Regions from separate parts of the Mus musculus genome. Here regions 2 and 3 are each linked to region 1. A link is a loop called in an ENCODE intact Hi-C map of the cell type or tissue named here. Cell type or tissue: heart. All regions are shown on one strand. Links, peaks and the distances in the headings refer to the core of each region. The heading gives the core; the rest is flanking DNA. Region 1 holds the start of Neu1 (neuraminidase 1). Region 2 holds the start of Lsm2 (LSM2 homolog, U6 small nuclear RNA and mRNA degradation associated). Region 3 holds the start of Fkbpl (FK506 binding protein-like).

Evidence for each region. Peaks named below come from ENCODE experiments on the same cell type or tissue, not always from the same donor. Only the 100,000 strongest peaks of a DNase experiment are listed, where the experiment ranks them.
Region 2: it touches region 1 in a loop (4-fold over the local background); 9 of 42 quality-filtered maps call a loop at or near these places.
Region 3: it touches region 1 in a loop (3-fold over the local background); 4 of 42 quality-filtered maps call a loop at or near these places.

The regions. Positions count from the first base shown.
Region 1 is chr17:34,925,547-34,935,831 of GRCm38, forward strand. It overlaps Slc44a4 (solute carrier family 44, member 4), which reads left to right. Exons shown (of 21, transcript NM_023557.3): 14 at 2,128-2,378; 15 at 2,472-2,566; 16 at 2,660-2,763; 17 at 2,874-2,947; 18 at 3,089-3,159; 19 at 3,262-3,356; 20 at 3,433-3,517; 21 at 4,569-4,890. The coding sequence ends at 4,690. It overlaps Neu1 (neuraminidase 1), which reads left to right and starts at 5,707. Exons shown (of 6, transcript NM_010893.3): 1 at 5,707-6,001; 2 at 6,370-6,562; 3 at 7,020-7,282; 4 at 8,457-8,639; 5 at 8,737-8,959; 6 at 9,059-10,285. The coding sequence starts at 5,861. The coding sequence ends at 9,285. In heart, for the core only: a CTCF peak has its summit at 5,591 (motif pointing right); a DNase peak (open chromatin) is centred at 5,785; H3K4me3 peaks cover 1,519 bases; H3K27ac peaks cover 2,030 bases.
Region 2 is chr17:34,978,427-34,988,711 of GRCm38, forward strand. Hspa1l (heat shock protein 1-like) reads left to right here. Exons shown (of 2, transcript NM_013558.2): 2 at 1-802. The coding sequence ends at 486. It overlaps Lsm2 (LSM2 homolog, U6 small nuclear RNA and mRNA degradation associated), which reads left to right and starts at 3,428. Exons shown (of 5, transcript NM_001110101.2): 1 at 3,428-3,659; 2 at 4,194-4,261; 3 at 6,683-6,713; 4 at 6,823-6,882; 5 at 6,991-7,465. The coding sequence starts at 3,657. The coding sequence ends at 7,116. In heart, for the core only: CTCF peaks have their summits at 2,376 (motif pointing left), 2,578 and 3,734; a DNase peak (open chromatin) is centred at 3,445; H3K4me3 peaks cover 2,662 bases; H3K27ac peaks cover 2,285 bases.
Region 3 is chr17:34,635,789-34,646,073 of GRCm38, forward strand. It overlaps Fkbpl (FK506 binding protein-like), which reads left to right and starts at 9,026. Exons shown (of 2, transcript NM_019873.3): 1 at 9,026-9,165; 2 at 9,457-10,285. The coding sequence starts at 9,472. It also overlaps a transcript of Ppt2 not described here. In heart, for the core only: a CTCF peak has its summit at 5,569 (motif pointing left); DNase peaks (open chromatin) are centred at 3,973, 4,293, 5,213 and 5,623; H3K27ac peaks cover 868 bases.

The DNA.
Region 1 (10,285 bases), core at 2,857-7,856:
TCTTACAAGAGCAGCCAGAGGCATGCCATAGCTGGCTTGCTTTTCTTTTTCTTTCTTCCTCTTCTCCTCTTTCTTTCTTTCTTTCTTTCTTTCTTTCTTTCTTTCTTTCCAGGCTGACCTGAAATGTATTCTGTAGCCCATACTGGCTTCAAATTCATGGTGATCTCTCTGCCTCAGTTTCCTTAAGTATCGGGATCACAAGGATGTCTTAGTTAAGGTTTTACTGCTGTGAAGAGACAGCATGACCAAGGCAACTCTTACAAGAACAACATTTAATTGGGGCTGGCTTACAGGTTCAGAGGTTCAGTTCATTATCATCAAGGCAGGAGCATGGCAGCATCCAGGCAGGCATGGTCCAGGAAGAGCTGAGAGTTCTCCATCTTCATCTGAAGGCTGCTAGCAGAATACTGACTCCCAGGCAGCTAGGATGAGAGTCCATACCCACAGTGATACAAGTACTCCAACAAGACCACACCTTCTGATAGTGTCACTCCCTGGGCCAGGCATATTCAGACCATCCTAAGAAGTAAAGTACCACATAGCACATAGGTAGTCTAAATACAAACTGCACCATACCACTTAACATGTAAATAAGGGAGGTCTTTTTGTTTTGTTTTAAAGATTGTATGTGAGTACACTGTTGCTGTCTTCAGACACACCAGAAGAGGGCTTCAGATCCCATTACCGATGGTTGTGAGCCACCACGTAGTTGCTGGGAATTGAACTCAGGACCTCTGGAAGAGCAGTCAGTGCTCTTAACCGCTGAGCCATCTCTTCAGTCTAATAAGGTGGATCTCAGACAGCATTTTCTTGCTTGCTTGTTTGTTTATCTATTCATAGACAGGGTCTGATGTAGCCCAGGCTGGCTTGAAACTTGCTGTGTGGCCAAGAATGATCTTGAACTTCTGATCCTCCTGTCTCTCCCTTCCATGTGCTGTGACGACAGGTGTGCCCCAAAGTGCAGTTTTTCAAAAGTGACCTGTGTACATTGGTGTTGTGACTGTGTGTATGTCAATGTGAGGTTGTCAGATGCCCGGGGATTGGAATTACAGACCTACCATGTGGGTGCTGGGAATTGAACCTGGTTCACTTTGGAAGAATAGCCAGTGCTCTTAACCGCTGAGTCATCTCTCCAGTCCCCACTCAGGGTTTGATGTGGTGGCTTTGTGCATGGTAGGCAAGTACTCTATCAGCTGATATCCTTCCCCAGCCCCTCAACAGATCGCTCAGAAAGCAGGACAGTGATAAAAAGTTGTCTTTTGTTCCTGAAGCCCCGAGTTCTACACTAGAAATGGGGAGGAAAGGCGGCTGCAGGGGTGGAGGTGGGCATAAGGATAATGAAAGCAGGGCATGAGGCTCAATTTTGTGTGTGAGTTTTGTAGGATGTGTGAGATTTGGTGTTCGGTCCCAGCAAAGCAAATGCATACACACACATACCACACACACACATATAACACAAACTCTCACACACAAACACAAATATGTACCACACACTCATACCCACACATACCACACCCACATACATGTACCACACATACATACACACATACAACACACTCACACATGTACCACACATAGATATTCACATACAACACATGCACACATATACCACACACATACATGTACCACACACACATACACACACACACATACATGCACTGCACACACACACACACATTCCACAGACATGTACACACATACAGACAAGCACATACATACAGATACACACATGCATACACTTACACATGCATGCATCACATGCGTGTGCACACACACATCACAGACACATGCACACAGACACACACACATGCATGCTATAACTGTGTCATTGTTAGAGCCCACAAAGTCAGTTTAATATCAATAAATACCCACAGTGTGTTCAGTGCACACAAGGCTTTTCCAGAAGCAGGCTGCTGGGAAAGTAAGAGGGAGAGGGGGTGGAAAACATCCACGCACGCACCTCGCTTGCCTTCTGGATAGCTTGTGCCAGTCTGGAAACCAGGAAGCTGCTTAGTCACACTACAGCAGCACTGAGGTGGTCTGAGTCTGGAGGCCACTAGGAACAGAGAAGGTCAAGGATTTGCCTGCAACTCCGGGCATGAACCTGCTATGTCCTGTCACCCCCAGGCCCCGTTGAATTCCTCGTGCCCAAACCTCAAGTGCGTCTTCAAGGGCTACTCGACCACGGGCCTAGCTCAGCGTTCTCTCTTCAACCTGCAAATCTACGGAGTCCTGGGGCTCTTCTGGACTGTTAACTGGGTACTGGCCCTGGGCCAGTGTGTCCTTGCCGGGGCCTTCGCCTCTTTCTACTGGGCCTTTCACAAGCCTCGAGACATCCCTACCTTCCCTTTGAGCTCAGCCTTCATCCGCACACTCCGGTAAGCCAGGGGCAGCCGCCTAGGGAAGTGTTAGTCCTAGAGATACCAGGGGTCCTGGGGTGCCTCATCTCACCTAACTAACTGCCTCTGCAGTTACCACACTGGCTCACTGGCGTTTGGAGCCCTCATCCTGTCCCTTGTGCAGATAGCCCGGGTTATCCTGGAGTATATCGACCACAAGCTAAGAGGTGAGCAGGTGGTGGGCTGAGCAGCCAGAGCCTTGGAAGGGCAGGCAGACAGGCAGAAGCTGGCGGCTAAGCGTGAGCTTCCTTTGTCCCCAGGATCCCAGAACCCTGTGGCCCGCTGCATCATCTGCTGCTTCAAGTGTTGCCTCTGGTGTCTGGAGAAGTTTATTAAGTTCCTCAACCGCAATGCCTACATCATGGTGAGCAAAACCTCCATCCGTCCCTGGCTCTGTGTCCCTCAGCCCGGGCTCCACCATCACTCGGGCAAGCTCACCAGAGGTGTGGCTCAGACCTTCCCTGCTCCTCACAGATCGCCATCTATGGAAAGAATTTTTGTGTCTCGGCCAAAAATGCCTTCATGCTGCTCATGAGGAATGTTCTCAGGTCAGACCGCCATGCCCCAGTGGGGTCTCCCACCCACTTCTCCCATCCCAAAGCTGGTCTCAGAAATGTCCTGTGCTTGGTCCAGTACCATGCCATCACCTGCCAGCACCCTCACCCCAGTCTGTCCTGACTTCTATGTAGGGTCGTCGTCCTGGATAAAGTCACTGATCTGCTGCTGTTCTTTGGGAAGCTGCTGGTGGTTGGAGGTGTCGGTAAGGGTCAAGACCAGGGTTTACGGGGTCAGGTGCCCCCTGGGGTGCACGAAGGGGGGGTCCTCAGAAGAACAGCACTGACCGCAGGACTCTTTCCCACAGGCGTTCTGTCCTTCTTCTTTTTCTCCGGTCGTATCAAGGGGCTGGGGAAAGACTTTGAGAACCCCAACCTCAACTATTATTGGCTGCCCATCATGGTGAGTGACACCTCTCTCTGCCCCACCCACATCCCCAGAGGAGCCTAGGGCTCCCAATCAGTCTTGTCTCTTGCAGACCTCCATCATGGGAGCCTACGTCATTGCCAGTGGCTTCTTCAGCGTCTTTGGAATGTGTGTAGATACGCTCTTCCTCTGCTTCCGTGAGTGCCCCCCTCCCCCAACCCTCCACCCACCCTCAAGCTCTTAGGCCTCCAGGCTTCTTTTAGAGACTGGTTGCTTGTAGCTTTGTGAGCTAAAGGAGCCAGAGGGAATGTCTTCAGACATTCTAAGGCTAGAGGTTTAGGAAGGAAAGAAGGGAATACACCCTGGGCATTCTCAGACAGGGGAAACTTCTCAGACGGAGGCCTGAGTTTAACACTTCCTAGGAGGTAGTCAGAGTGTGTGGTTTTTACTTAGGTTTTTTTTTTTGGGGGGGGGGGTCATGCATAGGGGTGAGACAGGAACAGACTATAGTACAGACTGACCCGGAACTAAGTCTATAGCTAAGGCTGACTCAAAGTCATGATCTTCCTACCTCAGCCCCCAAGTGCTGGAATTCTTGTGTTTTTTGACCTGGTGACAATGGTGACCATGATATAGAAGCCAGAGCCTTGGGCCTGAGAAGCAGGAATGGCCCTACCTCGGTAGCAGTCCCCCAGCCATGCACTAAGCAGTGGACATGAATATTTTATTGTTTTATGGGTTTTGCTTGTTGCTTCAATTTTATTTATTTACATCAGGCCTCTCTATGTATTCTTGGCTAGCTCCTACTATATAGACTAGGCTAGATCTAACTCAAACCAATCTCCTGGCCTTTGCCTCCCAAGCAATAGAATCATGGATATGCGCAACCATTCTCAAGACAGAGTTGTGCTGTGGAGACCTCAGGGGCCTTTGTAGTCTAAGTCCTCCCATGTCCACATTCTAAATGTCGGGATTACAGAGAAAGCCACCATGATGGTCTGGCATGTGATTTTTTTTTTTTTTTGTCTTGTTATCACCCTATGACATATACAGTTATTTATCCCACTTTGTGTGAGAAAAACAGGTTATACAGCCTGGTCTACAGCCAGCCAGGGAAGTTGTATCAAACTGCCTGAAGTGGCCCGGACAGGAAACCAGGATGTTTGGTTTATACACCCCAGATTATTTTGGGGTACAGTGGGGTGCCATTATCAGGATCCACCCTGACGGATCTACTTTGCCTCTCAGTCGAGGACCTGGAGAGAAATGATGGTTCCCAGGAGCGGCCTTACTACATGCCCAAGGCACTCCTGAAGATTCTGGGCAAGAAGAATGAGGCACCTACAGGGGGAAAGACCAGGAAGAAGTGAGAGACTCATCGTGACCTGGAAATGCAGCCCTCCTGTACAGAAGCCCTGCCGTCAATGCCTTGAGAATCACGATTTTGTAGAAAACAGATTTTATTAAAGACTAATATTTTATATTCTTGATAAGTTTATGGCTTTATTTTCAGTGAAAACTTGCTTCCTTTTTTTTTTTTTTTAATTAAAATCCAAATTGCTATCACACGATTCAATACCCAGTAAGAAAAACTTGTTCGGTGACTGAGGCCAGGAGACTGGGGTGTAACTCAGCTGGTAGAGTTTGCCTAGCATGGAAGGGTCCCCGGATTCTGTCTATAGCATAAGCAGGGCTGGGACACATGCCTGTAATCGGTACTTGGGAGGTACAGGCAGGAGCACTGGAATTTCCAAGTTATCTGTGTCTGTTTAGAGACAGAATTTTTCTGTGTAGCCCTGGCTATCCTAGAACTCACTCTGTAGACCAGGCTGGCTTAGAACTCAGGAAGGAGGGTGGCTCTTTTTTCATTCATTCGTCGCTTTTTTTTTTTTTTTTTTTTTTTAGCTTTTCAAGACAGGGTTTCTCTGTGTAGCCCAGGCTGGCCTCGAACTCAGAAATTTGCCTGCCTCTACCTCTGCCTCCCAAGTGCTGGGATTAAAGGCGTGCGCCACCACGCCCAGCTGCTTATTATTTTTAACCTAGTGATTCTAATCAGTGTTAGTCATGTGCTTAAGGGCATTGGGGTCATCCACTGGGACGTGGGGTACCATGGGCACACTCCTAAAGAAAAGTGCCTTTCTCTCCCCTAGCAGCCATCAACTGCCAAGATCTCCTCAGCTAGGAGTGGGGCTTCCCAACCCTAGGGACTCATACAAACTAGGAAGGTACTCTACCAACTGAGTCATATGCCATCCCTAACCTGTCTCTTCCACAAGGGGTCAGTGCCTTTCATAGCCGCCGGTTGCTTTAAAACACGCCCCGCCCCTTTCGTCACGTTCTGGCGTTAGAGCCAGTCAAAAGGCTCACACAGACTGGGGCCGCCTCTGGGTCACATGCTGATGGACTAATTGGAGTCGCGGCAGCGCGGGCTGCGGCCCCCAAGGGGAGGGGTCGGAGTGACGTGCGCGCTTTTAAAGGGCCGAGGTCAGCTGACGGCTTGCCACCGGTGACCAGTTCCTGGACAGGGATCGCCGGGAGCTATGGTGGGGGCAGACCCGACCAGACCCCGGGGACCGCTGAGCTATTGGGCGGGCCGTCGGGGTCAGGGGCTCGCAGCGATCTTCCTGCTCCTGGTGTCCGCGGCGGAATCCGAGGCCAGGGCAGAGGATGACTTCAGCCTGGTGAGCCTTGCTGCACCTGCAGAGGTGGCCACTGCCCAGCTCGGCCATCCCTCCGCGTGACACTCCTGCCCCTCCATCCCCTCCCAACACCTTTGCTTCCTTGGGCCCCTGGCTCAACTGTTATGGGGTCCTGCCCCTCATCCCTGAAGGTTCCTTCTCCCCTCGCAGCCTCTCCTTGCTCAGGAGCCTCCAGGTTCGGCCCATACTATCCTCTGGGCTCCCACCTCTTGTTCTAGGACACCCTTCACCCCTACTCAGGCTCCCCATTACCCTCTCTCATGGGAACCCTGGCTGGAGCCAGTACCTATCGGTCTTAGGTACCTTAAACCTCGTGAAGCTTGTCTGCATTGAGGTGTCCTTCTGCGCAGGTGCAGCCGCTGGTGACCATGGAGCAGCTGCTGTGGGTGAGCGGGAAGCAGATCGGCTCTGTAGACACTTTCCGCATCCCGCTCATCACAGCCACCCCTCGGGGCACGCTCCTGGCCTTCGCTGAGGCCAGGAAAAAATCTGCATCCGATGAGGGGGCCAAGTTCATCGCCATGAGGAGGTCCACGGACCAGGGTAACAAAGGCTCCCGGGTGGAAAGAGCGGGTGCTGGGTTGTATGGGTGATCGGGGTAGGGAGTTGGGGGTTCCCTTCATCAATGGAGCAGAGCCGAGCAGACCCCGGGGACCACTGAGCTGCTGGGCTGGTTGGGGTCAGGGGCTCACAGCGATCTTCCTGCTCCTGGCATCCGAGGCCAGGGCAGAGGATGACTTCAGCCCAGAGATAGAACTTTGGGGCTTGAGTCCCTAATGAGTTAGGGAAACCAGAGGATGAATTTTGTCCATAGTTTCTGTAACTAAGAACCAAGGTACTGAAAATGAGAATTATGTCTCAGGGGAATTAGCAGGAAATAATGTCAGAGAAAGAAGAAACATGGTTCTGGTGCCACATTGAGGTCCCCGGGGAGAGGCAGGAAGTAAACAACAACCCGTACAATTTTCTCTCTGCTCTTTTTTTTTTCTTCTTCTTCTAGGTAGCACGTGGTCCTCTACAGCCTTCATCGTAGACGATGGGGAGGCCTCCGATGGCCTGAACCTGGGCGCTGTGGTGAACGATGTAGACACAGGGATAGTGTTCCTTATCTATACCCTCTGTGCTCACAAGGTCAACTGCCAGGTGGCCTCTACCATGTTGGTTTGGAGTAAGGACGACGGCATTTCCTGGAGCCCACCCCGGAATCTCTCTGTGGATATTGGCACAGAGATGTTTGCCCCTGGACCTGGCTCAGGCATTCAGGTTTCACCCTGTGGATAGGAGGAGGGCAAGATCCCATGAATCAGATTTTTTTTCCTGAGTGGGGGCACCTTAGAAGGATGGCGTTCTGGAAGTTTCCATCTCGATTGTGGAGATGGAACTACCATTGACGTCTCACATGGAGACTGTCAACAGATCTGTCCTTAGCCTGTGCAGGGAAGAATTGGGTGCCATTGGGCAGACACGTACCTATATCACAATGCCCGGTGCCCAGCAGGGTCCATGAGCTCAGGTTAGAGAGACGTTCCCAAGGCTGGGTGGACACCTGCACTTGTCCAGTGGTGCATTCCACATGCATGTCCTAAGGGACTTCCAGGAAAGGGCAGTGGAGAGGGTGTAAGAACCAAGCATGATCTGTTTATATGTTTGGACATGCCATGGTGAAGCCCATTTCTTTGTATGCTAGCCAAAAATTTATTTGAGAACAAAAAAACTAAGGCAAGAAAATCACTGTGAGTTAAAGGCTAGCCTGGGCTACATTGTAAGTTCAAAGACAGGCTACCTAGAGAGATAATCTCAAAATGGGGAGGAGGACTGAAAAGATAGTATTGAAATTGGGGACATTTGCAGCCCTCAGGAGGCCAGGGCAGGCAGATCTCTGAGTTCAAGGCTAGCCTAGTCTACAGAGAGCATTCAGGCTACTCACAAGTAACCCTGTGTAGCATGCCTACAGTTCCAGCATCAGGCAATAGAATGAGGAGGACTGGGAGCCAAATAGTCAGCCTTGGCTACATAGAGCATTGGAGGCCATTGTTATTCAAATAAATATTTCGAATTTAGAGAGAGATTTTTTTCTTTTCTATTTTTTAAGATTTTTGAGGAGTGTCATTCAATGAGGGCCTTGTGCACAGGCAGCAAGAACTCTACCACCAAGCTGAGCTATACCTCAGCCTTTTTATATACTTTTAATTTTGAGACAGAGTCTCACTATGTCCCCAGGTTAGCCTTGAAGTGACTCTGTAGCCCAGGCAAACCATCTTCTGTGCTCAGCCTCCTGAGTAGCTGGGATTACAGGCCTGCCATGAAAAAGCTTCTTAATTTGGGCAGTGTCTGTGGGAGAACAAAAGGGTTCCAGTGTGTCGCACTGGGAGCTGCCAGCGCTCTGCCTGAGCTCCATGGCAGCACCTTTGCGACACCCACTTCCTCTTCTTAACAGAAACAGCGGGAGCCTGGGAAGGGCCGGCTCATTGTGTGTGGACACGGGACGCTGGAGCGAGATGGGGTCTTCTGTCTCCTCAGTGATGACCACGGTGCCTCCTGGCACTACGGCACTGGAGTGAGCGGCATTCCCTTTGGCCAGCCCAAACACGATCACGATTTCAACCCCGACGAGTGCCAGGTCAGGAGTCCATGGACTGTACCCGCCCACACCACCGCCTTCCCCAGCTCTGGCTTCCTCAGCCTCCCCAGCTTCTCCTGTTCTCTCCCCCACGCAGCCCTACGAGCTTCCAGATGGCTCGGTCATCATCAACGCCCGGAACCAGAATAACTACCATTGCCGCTGCAGGATCGTCCTCCGCAGCTATGACGCCTGTGACACCCTCAGGCCCCGGGATGTGACCTTCGACCCTGAGCTCGTGGACCCTGTGGTAGCTGCAGGAGCACTAGCCACCAGCTCCGGCATTGTCTTCTTCTCCAATCCAGCCCACCCTGAGTTCCGTGAGTGCCTGAGGGTGGAGTGGGGGTTGGGGGGCGCCCCGTCTGAACAAGTCCTGGACAGAGCAGAGACCCTCCTCCCTCTGACTATTGCTCTCCTAGGAGTGAACCTGACCCTGCGCTGGAGTTTCAGCAATGGTACATCCTGGCAGAAGGAGAGGGTCCAGGTGTGGCCGGGACCCAGCGGCTACTCGTCCCTGACAGCCCTGGAAAACAGCACGGATGGAAAGAAGCAGCCCCCGCAGCTGTTCGTTCTGTACGAGAAAGGCCTGAACCGGTACACCGAGAGCATCTCCATGGTCAAAATCAGCGTCTACGGCACGCTCTGAGCCCCGTGCCCAAAGGACACCAAGTCCTGGTCGCTGACTTCACAGCTCTCTGGACCATCTGCAGAGGGTGCCTGAAACACAGCTCTTCCTCTGAACTCTGACCTTTTGCAACTTCTCATCAACAGGGAAGTCTCTTCGTTATGACTTAACACCCAGCTTCCTCTCGGGGCAGGAAGTCCCTCCGTCACCAAGAGCACTTTTTTCCAGTATGCTGGGGATGGCCCCTGTCCATTCTCTTCCAGGACAACGGAGCTGTGCCTTTCTGGGACAGGATGGGGGAGGGGCTCCCCCTGGAGAGATGAACAGATACGAACTCAGGGAACTGAGAAGGCCCGGTGTCCTAGGGTACAAAGGCAGGTACTAGATGTGATTGCTGAAAGTCCCCAGGGCAGAGTGTCCTTTCAGAGCAAGGATAAGCACACCTACGTGTGCACCTTTGATTATTTATGAATCGAAATATTTGTAACTTAAAATTTTTGATGCAGAAAAAGCGTTTGTGGAGTCTGTGGTTCTGTCTGCTCACGCCTTCCCAATTGCCTCCTGGAGAGACAGGAAGGCAGCTGGAAGAGGAGCCGATGTACTTACTGGGAAGCAGAAACCCCTAGATTCCATCCTGGCTGCTGCTGTTTGCAAGTGTCAAAGATGGGGGGGCGTGTTTATATTTTATATTTCTAAGATGGGGTGGCATAGGAAATAGGGAACAGATGTGTAAAACCAGATGGGAAGGACAGTCTGTGAGAAAGGAGCAAGCAGTTGCTGCAGGTGTGGGAGAGCAAAGCCCTTCTCCACGTGGAAAGAGCCCAGATGGACGCTAAGCATGTTGGGCACCTGTAACCCCGCACTCGCTGGACTGACGGTGTAGCTCAGTGGTGGAGCTAGTACTTGGAACGCCTAAGACTCTGGGTTCAGTCCTTGGGGGGGGGGGTATGTGTTTATTGAGAGGAAGGTGTACGTACTGTAGGTCAGAGGACAGCTTACTGGAGTTGTCTCTCTCCTTCAC
Region 2 (10,285 bases), core at 1-5,000, 50 kb after region 1:
GACATCGACGCCAACGGTATCCTGAACGTCACGGCCATGGACAAGAGCACCGGCAAGGCCAACAAGATCACCATCACCAACGACAAGGGTCGCCTGAGCAAGGAGGAGATTGAGCGCATGGTGCAGGAGGCCGAGCGCTACAAAGCGGAGGATGAGGGCCAGAGGGAGAAAATCGCTGCCAAAAATGCCTTAGAATCGTACGCCTTTAATATGAAGAGCGCTGTGGGTGATGAGGGTCTGAAGGACAAGATCAGCGAGTCCGATAAAAAGAAAATACTGGATAAATGCAATGAGGTCCTTTCCTGGCTGGAGGCCAACCAGCTGGCTGAGAAAGATGAGTTTGATCATAAAAGAAAAGAACTGGAAAATATGTGTAATCCGATCATCACAAAACTGTACCAGAGCGGATGCACCGGGCCCACCTGTACGCCAGGGTATACTCCCGGCAGGGCTGCCACAGGCCCTACCATCGAGGAAGTAGATTAGCCTTTTCCAGAATTGCAGGGTGCTAGGGTGCCTCTAGGCGAATTTTATTCATCTTCAAACATCAATATGATTCTTGAACTGACTGGACTCAAGCCTACGTCACCATCCTTTGGGATCCCGATGGAGAAGCCTCGAACTCGACCTTTTCACACCCCCACCCTCTCATCTATGATCCTGAACTGGACCTTTAGGAAAACCAGGCCCCTCTTTGAGCCATTTGAAGAATTTGGATGTCTGTTATTTATTATCCACACCCCACCTTTCTCCTTCCTGTGTGGATGGTTATTTGTCTCTCAGTAAATTTGTTCCCAAAGGAAACAACTTCTGTCATCTTTTATTTTTTTTAGTCAGGGCCTTACTGTATATGTCTAGCTGACTTGACACTTACTATGTAGGCCAACTTGGTCCCTAACTTGCAGCAATTCCCCTGTTCTGCACCTGAGTCCCGAGATCACAGGTATGCACCATCATGACCAGCTTTTGATTTTTCAGATGGATGCAGAGTTTCTTTTTCTTTTTTTTTTGGGGGGGGGGGTTCGAGACAGGAGTTCTCTGTGTAGCCCTGGCTGTCCTGGAACTCAGAGATCCCCCTGCCTCTGGCTCCCAAGTGCTGGGATTAAAGGCGTGTGCCACCACTGCCCCACACGGCAGAGTTTCTTGGAGCCCAGGCTAGCCTAAAACATTCTATACACCATTTTATTTCCTGGTATCTGTAAGCTGTCAATGGTCCTTGAAAATTAAGAAAGGAAGATATGCATTTTTCCATTCGTGGGTCCCTTGTGAATGTTTAACTTGATAAGGGCAAAGTACTTGAATTTGTGTAAGTTCATTTCCAACAAAACCATTTTGCTTTTTGTTTTGTTTTGTGGTTTTGAGACAGGGTCTAATATAGCCTAGGTCTGCCTTGAACTCTGATCACGATACCTCCACCTGCCAAGACAAACATTTCCTAATTCTCAGGCACCCTGGGCCCAAAGGACGCAGTTGCTAAATGTACTGACTGCTTCTATCCAGTGACAGCTTGTTTTCGATTCAAATCTTAAGGATTCTGCTGAACTTGGGAACAAATCCTGCTTGGTACCATGCTGGATCCAGCTCTGAACACAGTGATGTGCACCGGTAATGCCAGCACTGGGGGAGTGGGTAGGTAGGGCAGACAGAAGAAGCATCTTAGGGTCTTGCTGGCAAGTCAGTCTAGCTGAATGAACCTGTCAGCTCCAGGATCTATGGTAGATCCTATCTCAGAAAATGAGAGAAATGACTAAGTGGTTAAGAACACGTGTTGCTCTTCCACAGGACCAGGGTTTGATTCCCAGCACCTATGTGGTGGCTAACAACTGTAACTCTAGAGGATCCAACACTCTCTTCTAGTGTCTGGGAGCACTGCCCATGTGTACACAGATGGACATGCAAGGAAAAACGCTCACACATATACAATTTTAAAATATTAAATAAGGTGGAAAGAACAGGCAGTATCTATCTCTGGCCTACACAGTCATGCATGCTCCAGCCCTCACTCCCACCCCCAGGAAACCCTGGCTACAATCTATTTAGATTATTACACTAGAGAATTCCACCCTGCAATCAGCAGGTTTAGACTCTCAGAATTTTCACCTGTGTCCCGTGACTGCCTTGCACCTACAGCCAGCCTCAAGAAGAGAAGACAGAATAGAAAGTGTTTCCCTATTTATCCAGACATGATATCCACAGAAGATACAACCTAGCAACTTCCCACTTAATGTAATTATTTAAAAAAAAAAAAACAATAGGGCTGGAGAGATGGCTCAGCAGTTAAGAGCACTGACTGCTCTTCCAGAGGTCCTAAGTTCAATTTCCAGCAAGCACAGAGTGGCTCACAATCATCTGTAGTGGGATCTGATGCCCTCTTCTGGATGTCTGAAGAAAGCCACAGCATACTTACATAAAACAAGTCAATCGAAATAACAACAAAGCCCTTTCATCTCAGACCATCTCTTTCTTCTCTGGAACTTGCCTACTGAGGCTTTTCTAGTTTTTTGTTTTTTTTTTAAATCAGTCAGCTCTTGTGAACTCCTTCACAACCAGCATGTTACAAGCCTGGTAATGCTGTTCCCAGAACATCCAAAGTAGTATCTGTCGGTGATCTAGTTGAAAATATTTCAGTAATGCAGGGATGGATCAGCAGTTACAAGCATCTGTTGCTCTTCCAGAACACCCAGATTTGATTGCCAGCACCCACAAGGAGGCTCACCATTGTAACTCCAGGCCCAGGGCATTTGAAGCCCTCTCTTCTACCAGGAACTCATGTAGTACAGACATAACATACAGGCAAAAACTGTCAAACACACACAAAAAAAGCTAAGATAAAGTAAAATATTTCTGTCACTGAGTTCCAGTCAGTTTAGTCCTTTACAGACGAGTCCTATGCCAAATTATATATATATATATAACATTAGAGCTGGGATGTTGTTCATTTGCTTTGCTTAGAATGTGTCCGCTCTGGGTCAACTTTGCACCCCAAAAGACTGAAATTGAGAGAAACTTACTTACTGGGAACCTTTGATAAGAATCAGGATTTGTGTTCCGGTTTCTCTCTCACACTCACACACACCATAACCAGTGTGTATTGGTGTATATTTTATTCTCTGACACAGGGTCTTGCTATAATAGCTTTAGTTGACCTCTAAACCAGAATCCTCCCGTCTCAACTCCAGGATTCCAGTTGGGCACGAACGCTGTCCAGCTCTTAGCAACATTTTAAATTTTACTAAAGAATACGCAAGTCATAATTTTCTCAATCTTCCCAATAATTCCCCATAGAAAACGTAGACTACGAGCTAATCACGCGGCAGAGAGAAAAGTCTCAACAACCATCAGAAAAAGAGACGAACTACGTCCAACGCGCAGCTGCCACGGCCCACGCATGCGCTTGTGAGAAAGCGGCTGCTCGGGAGGAAGTGGGGGGGACAGGAAGTTCCGCCCCTCTACCGGTTTGGCGGTCCTCTCGGCTCTGCCCTACCCCGCTCCCTTTGAGCCTGAATTCAGCCGAGGTTTTCGCGGCTCCCCGTGCGCCTGCGTGATCCAGTCTTGCTTCACGCGCGGGCTCGCGCTCCGGCTCCCGCCCTGCCTCCGGCTCGCAGTCCCCGGCGCCTTCCTTCGCGGTCCAGGCCGCCCCGCGTGGCGCCAGCACCATGGTGGGTACCGTGACGTCAAAAGGGAGCGCCGCCGCTCGCGGCGGGCGGTTCGAACCGTGCGGGCGTGGGTGCGGGCACTCGTGTCGGTCGCTTGGGGCGGCAGCCAGGCCCCAGGGTTTTCCGTACAGCCTTACTGCCCACACCCCAGTGTGAGGAGGCTGCTCGGAGCCGATGGTGTTTTGGGGGAAACCTTTAGCAAGTCCAAGAGAAAGCCCACGGGCGCCGGGGGAGAACGGGAAGCGAGCCTTGCACTTCTGTGCTGTTGACGAGGACTTTGTGAGGGTGCGGTTGGGAAGCGGTCTCAGCTGGGAGGTGGTCGACTCAGAGAGTGGGTTCTAGCGTCGAGGGGTGCAACGCAGGTCCTGTCACTCCGTGGCTCCGTGAACTGCAGAGTCCCGTTTAACGGATTGTTGTTGGTTATGAAGTTTTGAGAACTACTAGGAGGGGCTACAAAGACTAGTATTTCAAAATACTGTCACGGGCTCCTCCTCCCCGTCCCTTTTCATGTGATAGTTCCTCCCTCTTTTCCAATAGCTCTTCTACTCCTTTTTCAAGTCTCTTGTGGGCAAGGATGTAGTCGTGGAACTCAAGAATGACCTGAGGTAGGTCCTTATTTTAGCGAGTTGGTGGAAGGTGGGGGTGCCGGGTGTCCTGATCCTTTTTGTCGTTGTTGTTGACAAAGTTACTTCAGAGTAGGTAGGCAAAACACAGAAGAAATACCTTTCGTCTTAAGTGTAAAAGATTAGTTTAAGAGTGAGCCTGGTATTGTGACACATGCTTGTAATCCCAACACTGAACGCAGAGGTGTGAGTTCAAGGACAGCTTGGTCTACATATGTCCAGGGCCATCCGGAGTTACACAGTGAGATACAGTTAAGTAACATGTATGTGTAGTCCTGGCTGTCCTGGAACACACAGATCCACATGCCTCTGTCTCCTGAGTGCTAGGATTTGCCTGGCTGTATCATTTGCTCTTAACGATTCAGGAGTTGGGGTAAATGCTTAAATGCTGTACCACTGGAAATATGTTTATGGGTTCTTGTCACATCCGTTAAGGTCTACTTGGTTCCTAATAGTGCTTCGAAAATTATAGTTTCATTGAAGCCGGGTTTTGTTTGCTTTTGTTTTCTTTCATGTACTGGGCATGCTCAACAAGTGAACTTCATATGCAGCCCTCATGTTTCTCTTTAAAATAACTTTTTTTTTTTTTTCCAGACAGGGTTTTTCTGTATAGCCCTGGCTGTCTTGGAACTCACTCTGTAGACCAGGCTGGCCTCGAACTCAGAAATCCGCCTGCCTCTGTCTCCCGAGTGCTGGGATTAAAGGCGTGTGCCACCACCGCCCAGCAAAATAACTTTATTTGTAGACTCTTGAAACCTTTGAACACACATCAGTGGTTGACCAGCAGGATGGTTCTGACCAGTGTGGCCAAGTTAGAAGCTGGCCCAGACTGAGGTGCAGACTAAGACCTTTCATAGTCTAAAAGTCAAATCACACGAATGGTCTACAGAGCTGTGGGGATTCATAGGATGTAGAGAGTGAGGAAGTAAAACTCAGGATCTGAGGTGGTTAAAGTTGGTTACACAGAGGGTAAATATAATATAAGGTGGGGCATGTAAGGTGGTATGGGAGCACTGGCCTTGATAACCTTGCTTAGGGGCTAGAGGGCTGGAGAACTGAGAAGACTTGACTTGTATCTTCATTATTAAAGATAAGTTGGGGGGGATAACATTTGAAATGTAAATAAAGAAAATATCCAATTTTTTAAAAAAGAAGAAGAAGCCGGGTGTGGTGGCGCAGGCCATTAATCCCAGCACTCGGGCTACACAGAGAAACCCTGTCTCGAAAAAAAACAAAAACAAAAAAAAACCAAACAAACAAACAAAAAACTCATACGAGAAAAAAAAGAGTGTAGCAAAAATAATAAAGAGTAATTCCAGCTACCAGTATGTGTACATAGGTCTGTGACTCCAAAGCAGTAAATGTTTACAAATAACAGTTAGGGAAGCTGCAGAGATTGCTCAGTGCTTTAAAAAGAGCTTGCTGGGGGCTGGAGAAATGGCTCAGAGATTTTAAGAGCACTGACTGCTCTTCCGAAGGTCCTGAGTTCAAATCCCAGCAACCACATGGTAGCTCACAACCATCTGTAAAGAGAGCGGACATCAGACGCCCTCTTCTGTAGTGTCTGAAGACAGCTACAGTGTACTTAGATATAATAATAAATAAATCTTTAAAACAAAACAAAACTTGTTGCTCTCCCTGAAAAATAAGAGTTCAGTTTCCAGCAACTACATTAGGTGATTCACACCTACCTAGAACTCTGGCTGCAAGTGATCTGATGCCCTCTTCTGGTCTCTGTGGGTAACTACATGCACATACACACAAATAATAAAAATCAATATTTTAAAAATAATAGTTGATGCTTCTGGGAGTCATGCAGATCTGGGCTGACCTTCAGTTTATTGGTTGTAAGTTTTGTTACCTTCCATGACCTCTCTCATATCCTGGAGGATGATAATACTTTGAAAGATGATTAGCTAAGTGGTGTTGATAGCAGTGCATCCCTTAAACCTTTAATCCAGCACTCAGGAGGTAGAGGCAGAAACAGGTGTGAGTTTGAGGCCAGCCTTATCTACATAGCTAGTTCTAGGTCCTCACAGAGAAACCCAGTGGGGAATGATCATGAATAGTGGGTCCCAGCTGTAGTTCCACAAGTGGAGGTAGGAGGATTGCCATAGTTTGAGGCCAGCCTGGGCGCAGTGAGATCCTGTCTTTAAAGGGAAATACAAGTAGTAAATGGAATGCAAGCCTGGCCTGCAGTAGTTAAATATTAGCTTCTGATGCATTGGTGTGAGCAAAGACTGAGTCTGGGATGCATTTTCGTTTCTACCTCAGAACTCACAGATGCTGCCTGCAGGCCTCAGGTCCTTAAGTTCCTCCCCGACTTGTCGTTCTAGTTTTGATTTTTCCCTCCACGCTGATTTCAGCATAAACCAATGCTTCTTCCCTCTTTGCCCTTGACAGCATCTGTGGAACCCTCCACTCTGTGGACCAGGTGAGATATACAATAAGGGTCAGTTTGTTCTTGGGGAAGGAAAGCAGCCAGTGAGGGTGGGTTGTTGTATCTTGTCTCTAGGGTTAATGACGATGTTCCTCTTTCTTAGTACCTCAATATCAAACTAACCGACATCAGTGTCACAGACCCTGAGAAATACCCTCACATGGTAAGTTGGGGCTGGGGAGGGGGAGGAGGAGGAAACCTTTAAAGCAAAAGGCCCCTGGGTGGCCGGAGGACACACTTTTAATGGAGGTGCTTTCATATTTGTCTCCAGTTATCAGTCAAGAACTGCTTCATCAGGGGCTCAGTCGTCCGCTATGTGCAGCTGCCAGCAGATGAGGTGGACACACAACTGCTACAGGATGCAGCAAGGAAGGAAGCCCTTCAGCAGAAGCAGTGATGGCACCTCCCCCCTCCCCCTCACTTCCCCATTGGTGACCCAGAACTTGACGTCCTACTGAGGACAAGAACACCCCTGCCCAATACTTAAGGTGTGTTTTGTTTTGTTAATGATTTTTTTTTTTTCTTTTTAACTGAATGGATGAGAGATAATTCCTCTGCTGAGAAGGGAGGGTAAGAGAGCCAGGAACTGCAGAATGGTCCTGGACTGGCTCCCAGTCTGTACCTTTTTCTCATCTTTCCTGGAGATGGGAGCAGCATCCTAAGCCCTTCCGTGGCGACATGTAATACATTTGAGGGATGGAAAGATCTGTCCCGCATCGGGAATAAAACTTATGATGCAAGCTGAATTCCTGGTTTGTCGTCTGCTTTGGGCAGGGAGTTGAGAAAGGATGTTGAATTCACTGACACTCCAGCACCCTACATTCCTCCTCCTCCCATCTCCAACCAAGATTCCAACCTGATTTACCAGCATGATGTACTTCTGCCCTAAAGCTTGTAGTCGGGTAAATTAAGGTGCCAGTGCCAACTCTTAAACATCCAGCCTTTCCTCCAGCCCACCACCCACCAAAGGTAATGGAAGAGAAAGCTCTTAGGATGTGGGGGAAGTAGATTGGTTTAGCAATAGGTGAGCTCAATCTTTATCAGCAGTTCAGTCCTGTAGCAAATACCAAATATGAAACTGCAGCTGCAGATGGTTCTTTCGGACAGGCAGACCCCACACATAAACCAGCAGCTGTAGTCCAGTCCTCTTAGCTAGCATGAACTAGCAGTTGTAGTTCAATCCTGAAGAAGCCACCCGGCTTGCCAGAAGACGTTGAGCCACTGAAGCAGCAAAAAGCTACAGGAACCTCACGAGCAGTTCTTGGGTGAGTTTCTCTCAATGGCAGCATTACTGCAAGTGGAGCTCAACAACGCTATGCAAGGTGAACCAGGTCACAGGTGTCATTAGCAAAGAATAGCAAGGCAGAGCAAACCAAACCAGTTCTCATGCTCCCCGTTTGTAGGGTAATATTTACACTCGTTTATCATGCGCTCTTTTATGTGTCTGCTATAGCAAGACATTCTTTCACCTGTGTGCCCCAGGAAAACATCATTTGACATAATCGACTTTCCAAAGAAACTAGAAGTTTCTACTTCAGCCACTTTAGAAGCAAACTCCCAATTAGAGGTTCTTCAGTGTCCACCATCTTCTTAAACTTTTTTTTTTTTAAGATTATTATATGTGAGTACACTAGCTGTCTTCTTGCTGGAATTTGAACTCAGGACCTTCAGAAGAGCAGTCAGTGCTCTTAACCGCTGAGCCATCTCTCTAGCCCCAACCACCATCTTCTTAGAGGTAGTATTGGGGTGCTGGCAGGAGCTCTGGCATGAAAAGCCTTATGTTATTAAAACATCTTAAGAGCGGGGCGTGGTGGCACACGCCTTTAATCCCAGCACTCAGGAGGCAGAGGCAGGCAGATTTCTGAGTTCGAGGCCAGCCTGGTCTACAAAGTGAGTTCCAGGACAGCCAGGGCTATACAGAAAAACCCTGTCTCGAAACGCCCCCCCCCCCCAAAATCTTAAATACCATAATCTAGATCTCAAGACTATATATAGCATATCTGAATAGGCAAACATTGCTTGTTTCTAGCTATTTACTATCTACTTAACTTTGAAAACATCTACAGAAGGCTAAATAACTCTTATTTCTGTAATTAGCTAAACTAATATCTGCCATGACCACAATTTGATTAATTACTAACTTGCATTTCTTAATTATCCTAAACAGTTTGTAATATAGTATCATTTAAGGATTTTAGAACTTTAGATTTTTAAATGAGTTGCTGTGGTGCAATACTCTAAACTAGTTGAAACATATACAATATGATAAAACAAAAATATAATCTTGAATGCATATCAGTATACAAAAATATACTCATGGGAAAATATTTGGCTTATTGATGTTCATTAATATAAAAGTAGATTTGGGTTGGAGAGATGGCTCAGTGGTTAAGAGCACTGAGTACTCTTCCAGAGGTTCTGAGTTCAAATCCCAGCAACCACATGGTGGCTCACAACCATCTGTAATGAGATCTAATGACCTCTTCTGGTGTGTTTGAAGACAGCTACAGTGTACTTACATATTATAATAAATCTTAAAAAAAAAAAAAAGAGAAGTAGATTCAATAATCTACCCTTTTATCCTATCATCTCTATATTCCCCTTTTTCTTTTCACCACCTCTCCTCTCCCTTCCCACTAATACTAGATAGGAGAGAAAGGAGGAAAGAAAGAGATCCCTGAATCTAATTTTACTGGGTTTCCTGGTTGACTAAGACCATTAACAGCGTGTGACCCATCCCCCTTAAACAATGACAAATATCCATCACCCAGCAAATGAGCAAAACCCACCCATCCCACCTCTTAGGAATGGCGGCATTGTTCTCTTAAAATACTTCCTGAGGGCAACAGCATTTTTTGAGGACCTTAAGAAAATTGAGATATTGGTCAAGTCCTGGGAGAGCTAGCTAGTTGTATCATTTGTGGTCCAGTCCTTGTGATGGGAAAGAGCAAGGCTTAATTGAAGTCCTGGCTGGAACAGCCTGTGGGACTGGAGCATCTTAGCAAGGCATGTTGAAGTTGTCCTGGATACAGATTTTTGAGGAAATAATTCCTGAGGCTGTGAAGCTGGATCACCAGGGCTACTTGTCTGGTCTTTTTGATCTGAAAACACACAAAGTGTGTATAACTACAGAATCAGCCTTTTTAGACTTAAAGCAATCACCTATTGAAATCCCGAATATGTGTCTATGGTCTGGAACATATACTCTAATTTTTTAAACTCTGGAAAAATGAAACATACTCATTTGCCAAATTTCTTTGGGGGGGGGGTTCCCTTTGGAATTTGGAGTTTGGTTTTCCAAGAACAAATGGGACATTGTATCATTTTCTTGGCTTGTTGCCAAGTGATAGAAGCCTCTTTCTTTAAACCTTTGCTGTTAGCATGGAGATTATTTTTGTTTTTTGAGACAGTGTTTCTCTGTATAGCCTTGGCTGTCCTGGAACTCACGTTGTAGACCAGGCTGGCCTTGAACTCAGAAATCCACCTGCCTCTGCCTCCCAAGTGCTCGGATTAAAGGCATGCGCCACCACCTCTCGGCCACAATGGACGATTTCTATTTCTGCTTA
Region 3 (10,285 bases), core at 3,037-8,036, 290 kb before region 1:
CTTCTCTACCCATCTTGTGCCTGCTGTATCAAGATGTACTATTGAGCTGAGTCACCTCCACAGTCATAGTGTGCTTTCCTGTAGCCCTTCCCCAGCCCTGGCCAGAGCATGACTTCATCCTGGATTATTGCAACAGCTTCCCCGAAAGGTCTCCCTACCTCCTACCTCCCCCTACTCTAAGTCTCCCTCAACATAGCCTCTCTAGACCTGGCTCTTACATAACTAACTCCACAGCTCAAAAGTCTTCAAGAAGTTAGTTAGGGGGCTGTGTGTGGTGGTGCACACCTTTAGTCCCAGCACCCAGGAGGCAGGGGGGACTTTGCGAATTCCAGGTCAGCCTCATCTACATAGTGAGTTCCAGGATGGCCAGGACAACAATAAAAGCTTAAAACGGAGTCACGGAGCCACACACAGCACAGAGGGTGATTGCTTGATCCGAAGAGATCAGTCTGGGGGTCTGGCGGTCAACCCCAGACCTCAGTCATTGAGCTACATCCCCACCCAAAGAGGCAGACATAGAAATGAAAGGATTTCAGAAGCCAGGTCTGGAGGTATAGGCCTGTGGTTCTACCCACTGGGAAGGCGGCAGAAAGAGGATCATGAGTTTAAGGCAAAATGGTGGTGCATGCCTTTAGTCCCAGCACTTGGGAAGGAGACAGGTTTATCCTTTTGAGTTCAGGCCTGTCTGGAGTGTGATGAGAGAGCTTAAAAGGTAAAAGCACTGACCAAGCTTCCTGACATACATATATATATCCCCCAAGGATCAAACTTAGGTAGTGTACACACACACACACACACACACACACATACACACACACACACTCCCAGGACTCTTCTTGTGGGAGAGGAGGTGGAGACAGGAGAATCACAGGGAAGTTTCCAGGCCAACTAGCCAGAAACACGCAGCCCAGCAGACTCAAGAGAGATCCTGCTTCAAAGTTCTATTCTCCACACAACGTAGCAAACAGACACACACAAATAATAACAGCAATGAGCTTTTGAAGGAATCTCTGGATTCCAGGGAAATTTCAAAGTCAACGGAAACAACCGGTGAAACCCTGTCTCAGAATTGAAAGTGGGGAAAAGGGATGGGGCTGGGGAAATAGTCAGGTGACAGGGCATATACTCCACACTGCACTAGACCCTGGGGTGGGTTGCTTTGTTTTATTTATTTGTTTGTTTGACTTTTGGTGTTTTGAGACAGGGTTTCTCTCTGTGTAGCCCTGGCTGTCCTTGAACTCACTCTGTAGACCAGGCTGGCCAAATCTGCCAGTTCCTAACTCCCGAGGGCTGGGATTAAAGGTGTGCACCACCACACCCAGCCCTAAAAACCCACCACCTGGGCTGCAAGAGCAGGAACCTTGCCTGATACCGCTACGTCAGCAGCGCTGTATCAAGGCCCTAGGTTAAATCTCCCCTAAAGGGTTGGACAGATTTCAAGGCTGTTTATTTGCCTACTAGGATACTTCCCACGCTACAGTCTGTCTGTTCACTCCTCTCATAGTTTAAGCAGTGCACTGTTCCTGTTCAGCCCAGTTTTCAACCAGGCTGTACCCCTCGACATCCCCACCTCCGCAGCCCCTAACCCCAGGCCTGTGTCTCTAGTCTCGGCTAGGCACGAATCAAACTGCTTGGTGTTTACCCTGACTCTCTGACCACCTCTAAACTCTAGGCCACTTCTGGGCTCTGCCCTGCCCCTGGGCTCTGCCCTGCCCCTGGGCTCTAGGCTTTCTCTCCTTTCTCCACACACCTGCACTTGCTCTGCTTTTTCCTGTCCTTCGAGGCTCACATCAGCTCACCCCTCTCTCCTCCACACTAGGTCCTCTAGGTTGGATCACAGCAACAGGGCGTTCCTAAACAGTCCCAGGCATTCCATGGTGTGATGGTTCTCCCTGCTGGCACACATTAGAACTCTGAGGCTGGAGGGGGTGGGTATTTTTAAAGCCCAAGCTCCTTGGGCAACCTTTGGGTGGGGAAACTCAAGTGCCAATACTGTGACAACCCCAGGGGATGACAAAGTGCACTGAAGGCTGGGCGTCACCCAGAGACCCTGTAAGGTGCTCCAGCCAGGGCAACCCTTCCTTAGGGGAAAGTCTCGGCGCCTGAAGCCGGCACCTGCCCTTCCCCGGTTCTTCTTACCTGTGGTCTGGATGTATACACTTAACCTGAAGCAGCTCTTGGATGCGGGTGCCAAATCTTGCTTCTGTATGGTTTTCAGATCCTCATCTGGCAAAGTCTCTTCCACTAATATTTGAACTCTTTGAAAGTAATTAGGAGAAGTCAGTAAATACAAAACGAAACAACAACAAAAAAAAATGACTTCTCCTCTCTTCCCCTCCCCCAAGATTCTGCCCCTTCTAAGGGTGACAAGAAGCTCCCAGGTTCCTGTTGCTCTTCTCCTGCCTGGCCTCAGCTCCCCTATATACAGAGACCCAGTTCTTGCGCCCCTGTGGACAGCCTGAATCCTCTGGCAGGGTCTCTGCTCCCCTCTTAGTGGCTACTTGGATGCTCCCTTCCTCTGGCAAGGGTACACCTGGCTCGGTGTCTCTGCCTCTTCTTGTCTTCCATGTTTTGTTATGCTGTTGGTATTTTGTCCATGTGAATGCTAGGAACCGAAGTCAGAACTCCCCACGTGCCAGACAAATGCAGTACTGGGGAATCTACATTCTGGACCCCTCATCTTGTTATTTTTGATGCCTTTGATAGCCATGCATATCACCCAGGATTGAATGATCTAACCACCCACCCTCTCCTACCCTGCACCACCCACCCACCCATCATGCCTTCAACCAGATCACTACAGTGGCAGCAGCCCTTCAAAATATCCCATTTATAGTCCTTCCATGTCATCCCTCAATTCCACTTGAAAAATTATCAGCTCCGTTTGGACTGCCCACCCATTGACTCTATCACTTTATTATTACTATTATTTTTTAAATGTATATGCTTGAGCGTTTCGCCTACATGTCTGTCTGTCTGTCTGTCTGTCCGTCTGTCTGTCCAACACTTGGCTGGTACTGATGGAGCCAGAAGAGAATATCAGATCCCTAGAGCTAGAATCACAGGTGTTTGTATGGGTGCTGGGAATCGAACCACAGGACTATGGAAGAGCAGCCAGTGCTCTGACTGTTGATCCTTCTTTCTGACCCATGCCACTTTTATTATTGTTTGATTTTCTTGGTTTTTCATTTTCTGACCAGGCGTGATGGCTCATTCCCATAATCTAAGTACCTGGGAGGCTGAAGCAGGAGGATTTCCACGTGTTCAAGGCCAACCTGAACACCCTATTTCCAAAAAAAGAAAGAGAGAGAGAGAGAGAGAGGGAGGGAGAGGGAGAGAGAGAGAGAGAGAGAGAGAGAGAGAGAGAGAGAGAGAATAAAATCTCATTCTCCTCATTTCTCAGTTACGCTCCTGTCCTGGCTAGTTTTATGTCTACTTGACACAATCTAGAGTCATCTGAGAGGAGGGACCCTCCACTGAGGGATTGTCTCCATACAATCCAGCTGTAGTGATTTTCTTAACTAGTGATTGATGTGGGAGGGCTCAGCCCATTGTGAGTGGTGCCACCCCTGGGCTGGTAGTCTTGGGTTCTTTAAGAAAGCAGGCAGAGCAAGCCATGAGGAGCAATCCAGTAAGCAGCACCCCTGCATGGCCTCTGCACCAGCTTCTGCCTCCAGGTTTCTGCCATGTTTGACTTCCTGTCCTGGTTTCTCAGTGATGGGCTGTTACCTGGAAGTATAAGCTGAAATAAAACCTCTTCTCCCCAGGTTGCTTTGGACAGCTTCCAAAGTTGGATGCTGTGAAGACTTCCAAGGTCTTACCCTATTCTCTTGGCTCCTCTCCCTTTATACAATTTGCCTCTTGCTCAATTTCACCCTGCCTGCTAACACTTCACCCACCAACTGAGTAGGGCCAAGGGAAATGCACAGTCACCCTGGATGGTTTGTTTCCTGTGAGCCATCTGTGTAGCTGCCAGCTGCCATTTCTTTCTTCAGTGATCTTCCCCATTCCGAGACCACAATTTCACAAGATGGTAATGCTTTCTCTAAAGAGAGCAAGAAAATGGACTTTCCATCCAGAAAAGAACTTCCCTATGGCTTCACCCAGCACTGCTGGGGACCTCTGCTGCATACAATTGCTTCTGGCCTAGAGACCCCAGGCCTTCCACCTGCCAAAGCTGGGATTTCTTGAATCTTCCCCTTTGTCTGCGGAGCTGCATCATGGATGTTGGAGGAGCCCATCGGGGCCCACCCCTGCCAGAGAGACTGTTGGCAGCTGACGACTGTTTGTGGAGGAGGGCTTAGTCTCTTCAGTGTTGTAGTCAGGCTAAATAACCTCTGGCCCACACTCCCTCCATAGCACGCATGTGGAGTTAAGGTGAGAATTTATACTCTATGGCGAGTAAGTCATATTAAACCCGGTGGATCACACACTGAAAGATCTTGTGGAGAACAGTTCCAGTGGAAGAGGGAGTGGGGAGGGGGATGAGGCAAAATGACTAAAGGTCAGATTATATGGATATATGAGACTAGCATGGGAGAGCAGTCCTTTAATCCCAGCACTCAGGACTCAGAGAGAGGTGGAATCTCTCTGAATTCAAGGCTAGCCTGGTCTACATAAGAGAGTTTCCAGACTAGCTAGGGCTACAAAGTGAGACTCTGTCTCAAAAAATACATTTTAAAAAAGATTCATTTTATGCACATACGTATTTAGCCTGAATGTATGTATGTGCACCATATGGGTGCCCCGGTCTCTCAGAGGTCAGAAACAAGAACTAGATACCCTGGAACTGGAACTACAGAGAGTGTGAGGCTCCTCTGCAGGAGTAGCTGGTGTGCCTAACCACTGAGCCACCTTTCCAGTCCCAGTTAATAAAAAAAAAATATTAAACTGTCGATCAGAGCCAGGAATATGGCTTAGTAATAAAGAGCATGCCAAGGGTGTACAGAGCCTTGGAATTGATCCCCACCATTGCAAAGGGGAAAGAAAGAATGGATGGATAAACGGAGTTACTCTAGGAGAAAGTGAGGTAACACATTAATACACATGAGCTAATACACATGAGCTAAGACTATTTATTGTCCCTTAGCACAATGCCTGCTATTGCTGTTGTGACTCATGATCAGGCTTGCTCTGGGGGCACTTCCTATGCAATGTTCCACCACAGAAAGTCTTTTTCGTCACCTCAGGGTTTCCTGTTCCCTGCTGGCCAGGCAGGCATGGTCCAAAAACTCTGGGAAGGAAAGAGAACAATTTTGACACAAATCCCAGGAGAACCAAAACCCACAGAAACCACCAAGACTAAACAAAAGGGGATATTTGTTTAACCTCCAGAGGGGCTAGAATTTTGGTGCTGATGCTAAACCGTGAGAGCAGCAGAGCATAAGGGCAGCATTTGGTTCCTTGCAGTGTAGAAGGTGGGGTGCTTGACGGTGTGAAAATCTCCAGCTGGCTCCAGACCTTGTGACAGGGTAACAGGCACTTGGCTTGGAATGGCTTGGACAAGCTGACACTGAACCAAGAGTGCATAAAGCTGGGTGGACGGAGCTTTGTGCTGCCTCCTGCTGCCTCTTCCGCAACAAATGTCCCAAATCTCTGCACGGCAAAACAATGGCCAGCTTTCAAGGCTCAGCAGTCTGATTGCCTCCGTGCATGCAGCCGGTCCAGATGGCGCTGAGCTGGAAAGCACAGAGGCCCTGCCACCCAGCTCACTTTTTCTGGCATCTGGAGCATTTTGAAACAAGACACTCACCCGCCACTGGTGGGGCTTTCTGCATTTGCCTCCATCCCTCATTGATAAATCCTGAGTATTTAGTAAGGATTTAAGGGTGGTACTGGGCCTTGAACAGTGTGCACATACTCTGGCCTTGAGGGACGCCCCATCCCTCAGTAAGGATGACTGTGGGGCTGGAAGGATGGCTCTGTGGTTAGGGGCTTGCTGCTTGTGCACAGGATACACTTCCTAGATGTGGTTCAGCCTTCAAGTAACTGATTTGTGTAGTGAGAATTCTGGAGTTTTGGTTTCTTTCTTTTTTTCTTTCTTTCTTTAAAGATTTATTTATTTTTATTTATATGAGTACACTGTAGCTGTCTTCAGACACACACACCAGAAGAGGGCATCAGGTCCCATTACAGGTGGTTGTGAGCCTCCATGCGGTTGCTGAGAATTGAACTCAGGACCCCTGGAAGAACAGTCAGTGCTCTTAACTGAGGAGCCATCTCTCCAGCCCTGGTTTCTTTTAAAAAGATAGGAATACTATAAAAATGTGCTTTAATTTTAATCCCAGGTGTGGGGGACGTGGGCTGCTCGGGACTGTCTGTAGCAGCTGATTGTGGTTTGCTTCATGCACTAGCAGGGGCATGGTTTTGCCAGCTGCAGATAGTTTCTGCAATCATGTGACTCTGAAATTCTGGGAATTTTTCAGAGGGTAAATAAATGCTAGGGATGCCAAGAGGCAGTGTGGGTTGGGGAGGTTGGTTGCGTTTTGCTAGTAGCTGTGGTCCAAGAGGAAATGAAAGATGTAATGTCTACTCTCTACCTCTCTCTCTCACCTCTGTCCTTTCTCTCCTATCTAGTGATAGAGGGTGAAGCTGGGGGAATAAAGGGTAGAAAAAAGAAGAAGCCGAAAAGTAGCAAACACCCACCACAGATCTGTCCTCTGTGTCATTCATGTAGCCCAGGCTAGCCTCAAACTCATTCACTATTTTGCTCCTTCCTCCATGTCCTAAGTGCTGGGGCTATAGGAGTCATCACTCAAACTCCAGCCCATTCTTTAGATGTCAGCAAAACTGTTGCCACAAAGAATGTCTACTCCCTGTCACAGCTCGCTCTCATAGCACATTATACTTGGGATACCTCTGTGATTGCTTTCTGTGGTGAGGCTATAAATCTCATGAGGGTAAAGGCTCCCTTCCTCTCATCTCAGTATCCCGGGTCCTAGCATGCTGCCCGGATACAACAGGTGCTCAATGGATACCTGCTGAAGGAGTTACACACACACACACACACACACTGCCTCGCACTATCGAGTAACAGAGAATATGGGTTTCTTTGTCCAAGGATTAAGGTGTAAACTTCTACACTTCCTACTTTCCTTGAAATCCCTCAGAGGAAAGGGGAGGAGAGAGAAGATGGATTAATTCTCCATAAGATTCCATGGATTCCCAGAGCCACAGCATGGTGTTGGGGATGGGGAAGTGGACTAAGATAATGCTGACTCAAAACCAAAAATAAAATTTTTGAGAGGGAGAAGAGAGAGAGAAAAAAAAAAAAAGAAGGTCAGTGACCTGTGACCTGGAGTGCAACAGAAACAGAGAAAACTGGGTTTTGTTTTACCTTTTTTGTTGTTTGTTTTTCCGAAACAGGATTTCTCTGTGTAACAGTCCTGGCTATCCTGGGAGTTGATTTGTAGACCAGGCTGGCTTCAAACTCACAGAGATCTATCTGCCTCTGCCTCCTGATTTCTGGGATTAAAACCATGTGCTATCACGCCTGGCTTACAGGTGTCTTTTAAATTGCTATCCCAAATTACGTTTTTGGGTTTGTTTGTTTGTTTTTCTTGGGGGGGGGTATACAGCAAGTGTTACAAAAGCAGAAACTGGGGGTTTGGTTACCCCTGAATTACATTCTCTGGGCAGTCAAGCAGATTTACAAAGGCAGATGGCAGCCTTCCTGATCTCCTGGCTACACTTTTCTGTGTCATTAGGAAGCCCAGCAGTTTCTATTATCCTTAAACCAACTTCACTTTCTGAGCAAGTTGAAGCCCAAGGTCACTTTTCCAAGGCAGGTTAGCAAAGCCTGGTAAGAGGAGAGTTTCCGACAAACAAGTGGCTCCAAAGGGCAAAAGACACTTAGATTTCAATGAATTCAGGTGTGTAACTATTTACTTGTCTTCCTAAACTGCTACGCAAAGCTCGTTTGTAGGCTATGTATGTTTAAGTAAGAGTTGGGTCAGAGCCTCTTGGTTTAATTATTTATTTAATATCTCCGAGGACGTTTGTTAGTACACGTATTCTTTTTATATTCTAATCAGTGTAAAGCTTGTCAGTATTTCTTTTACCCTGTATCATCAATGAAGCTCTGGGTGTGATCCACAGTACCACATAAATCAGGCACAGTGGGGCATGCCCGTGGTCCCAGCATCCTCTTCTACATAGAGTTCCAGGCCAGCAAGGGATACACATGACCCTGTCAATAACACCAAGAACAACATATGCCAAAGTAAGGTGCTTAGATAATAAGGGGTTCTCGTTCCCGGAAGAACTGTGCTGGTCCAGCCGGTGCAGGCAGTTTGCCCAGCAAGGCTGAGTCACAAACGGGATCTATCTACACCTTCTGTAGGGAGGAGGAGAGCTGTTCTCTGCCGCTCCTCTCACTGGAGCATGGGATACCAGTTACACACGAAATATATAGGACAAACTAAGCTGGTGCGGAATGAGGTCACTGAGGGATCACACTGCTAGCGGGCTGGAGCACTATCCAAGAATCGCAGGCTCCATCTGAGAGTTTCGAAATCCAGGTCTGCAATTTAATATATTTTCTCATGATGGACATGCTCATTCGAGTTTGAAAAACACTACGATTCTGGATCAGGGGGCTCAGTTGAAGGGCAATGATGGATATGTGGCAAAAGTCAATCAAGGATGAGCCAAAATGGACAGGGGTTGATTTCAGCTAAGATCTCTGAATTTGGGTATAATAACAGGGGAGGGTCTGAAAGCAGCTAAAATCTCAGCCTTTACATTTGAACTGAAGCTCGAACTTAGGGTCTTTACGCATGCTTGGTAAAGCTCTCTACCACTGCTCTCTCTTCCTCAGCCCAAGTTTCCCATTTCTGGCCTTTTTACATTTTGACTAAACCAGTCAGCCAGATCTTTGTCAACCTCGGTTCGATTTGGCTAATTCTATTGCTTAGGTCTAGTCCGGTTGCTAAGGTATGGCGCTTCACGGTTGCTAGGGAAATGGCGTCACCATAGAGGCGGGACAAGGAACCTCTTCGTGCTCCTGATTGGCCGTCGTGTTAGGGACTAGCTTCTCCGTCTCTGAGGGCTCGAGAGCTGATAGAGACTCTCAGCTGCTCCCAGGCTGCCCTTCCAGGCCTCAACATCATACACAATGCAACAACTGTGACTTAGGCCGTCCTGCTATGCTCCTTGGTCTCTCAGGTACTTTTTGACCCGGTCAAGTGCCCATAGTTGGGGCGACTACCCGAACCATGGGGAATTACAGAATTTATAGTTCTAAACTAGACCTGGGTGGATTCTAGCTTGGGAAGGGGGGAAAAAAAGGAGAAACTTTTAGCACTACGAGGAGTCTTAACTAGGAATTCTGGAATTTACATGGTTTCGGTTTTTTGTTTGTTTGTTTGTTTGTTTTTTTCACCTGCTCAGGTCTGAACTACACTTGACCCATCACTTTCCAGACTAAACTGTTCTTTCCTTTATCTGTTGTGGAAGGGATCAGGAGATCCAATGGAGACCTCACCTATCAGCCCAATGAACGAGAAGAACACCGCTCAGCCGCAGCAGCGGGAAGAGAACGCCCAGCAAATCTTAAATACAGCCATTCCGTTTAGGCAGCGGTCCCCAGGTCTTCTCCCTGAAGCCCTGAAGGTGGGAGTGAGACCGGATCCAGCCAATCAAATTGTAGAGACTCAAGAGATTGAACATCCCGTGGCTGGATTTGAAGGTGACTCTGATCAATTTCAAGTCTCAACCAATGAGATGGCAGAGCACCTCCAAGCTTCTGATCTTTGGTACTGTCCTGATGGGAGTTTTGTAAAGAAGATCATAGTCCCTGGCCATGGCTTAGACAAACCCAAGCTAGGCTCCAAATGCCAAGTGTTGGCTTTGGGATTTCCTTTTGGATCTGGGATGCCAGAGGGCTGGACAGAACTAACCATAGGCATAGGACAATGGAGGGAAAAAATGTGGGGGGAACTCATGGAAAAATGCCTGGAGTCTATGCGTCAAGGTGAGGAGGCAAAGATTCACCTTCCTGGATCCTCTGCACCTCTTGCTAAACTCAGACTGGATTCCTTCACCAATGGCCGGGACTCCTGGGAGATGGAGGCTATGGAGAAGGAGGCTCTGGCCAAAGAAGAACACAGAAGGGGTACAGAACTGTTTCGAGCTGGGAACCCTCAAGGGGCTGCCCGATGCTATGGACGGGCTCTCCGACTGCTGCTGACGTTGCCCCCACCCGGCCCTCCCGAACGAACTACCCTTTATGCCAATCTGGCTGCCTGCCAGTTGCTGCTAGGACACCCCCAGTTGGCAGCCCAGA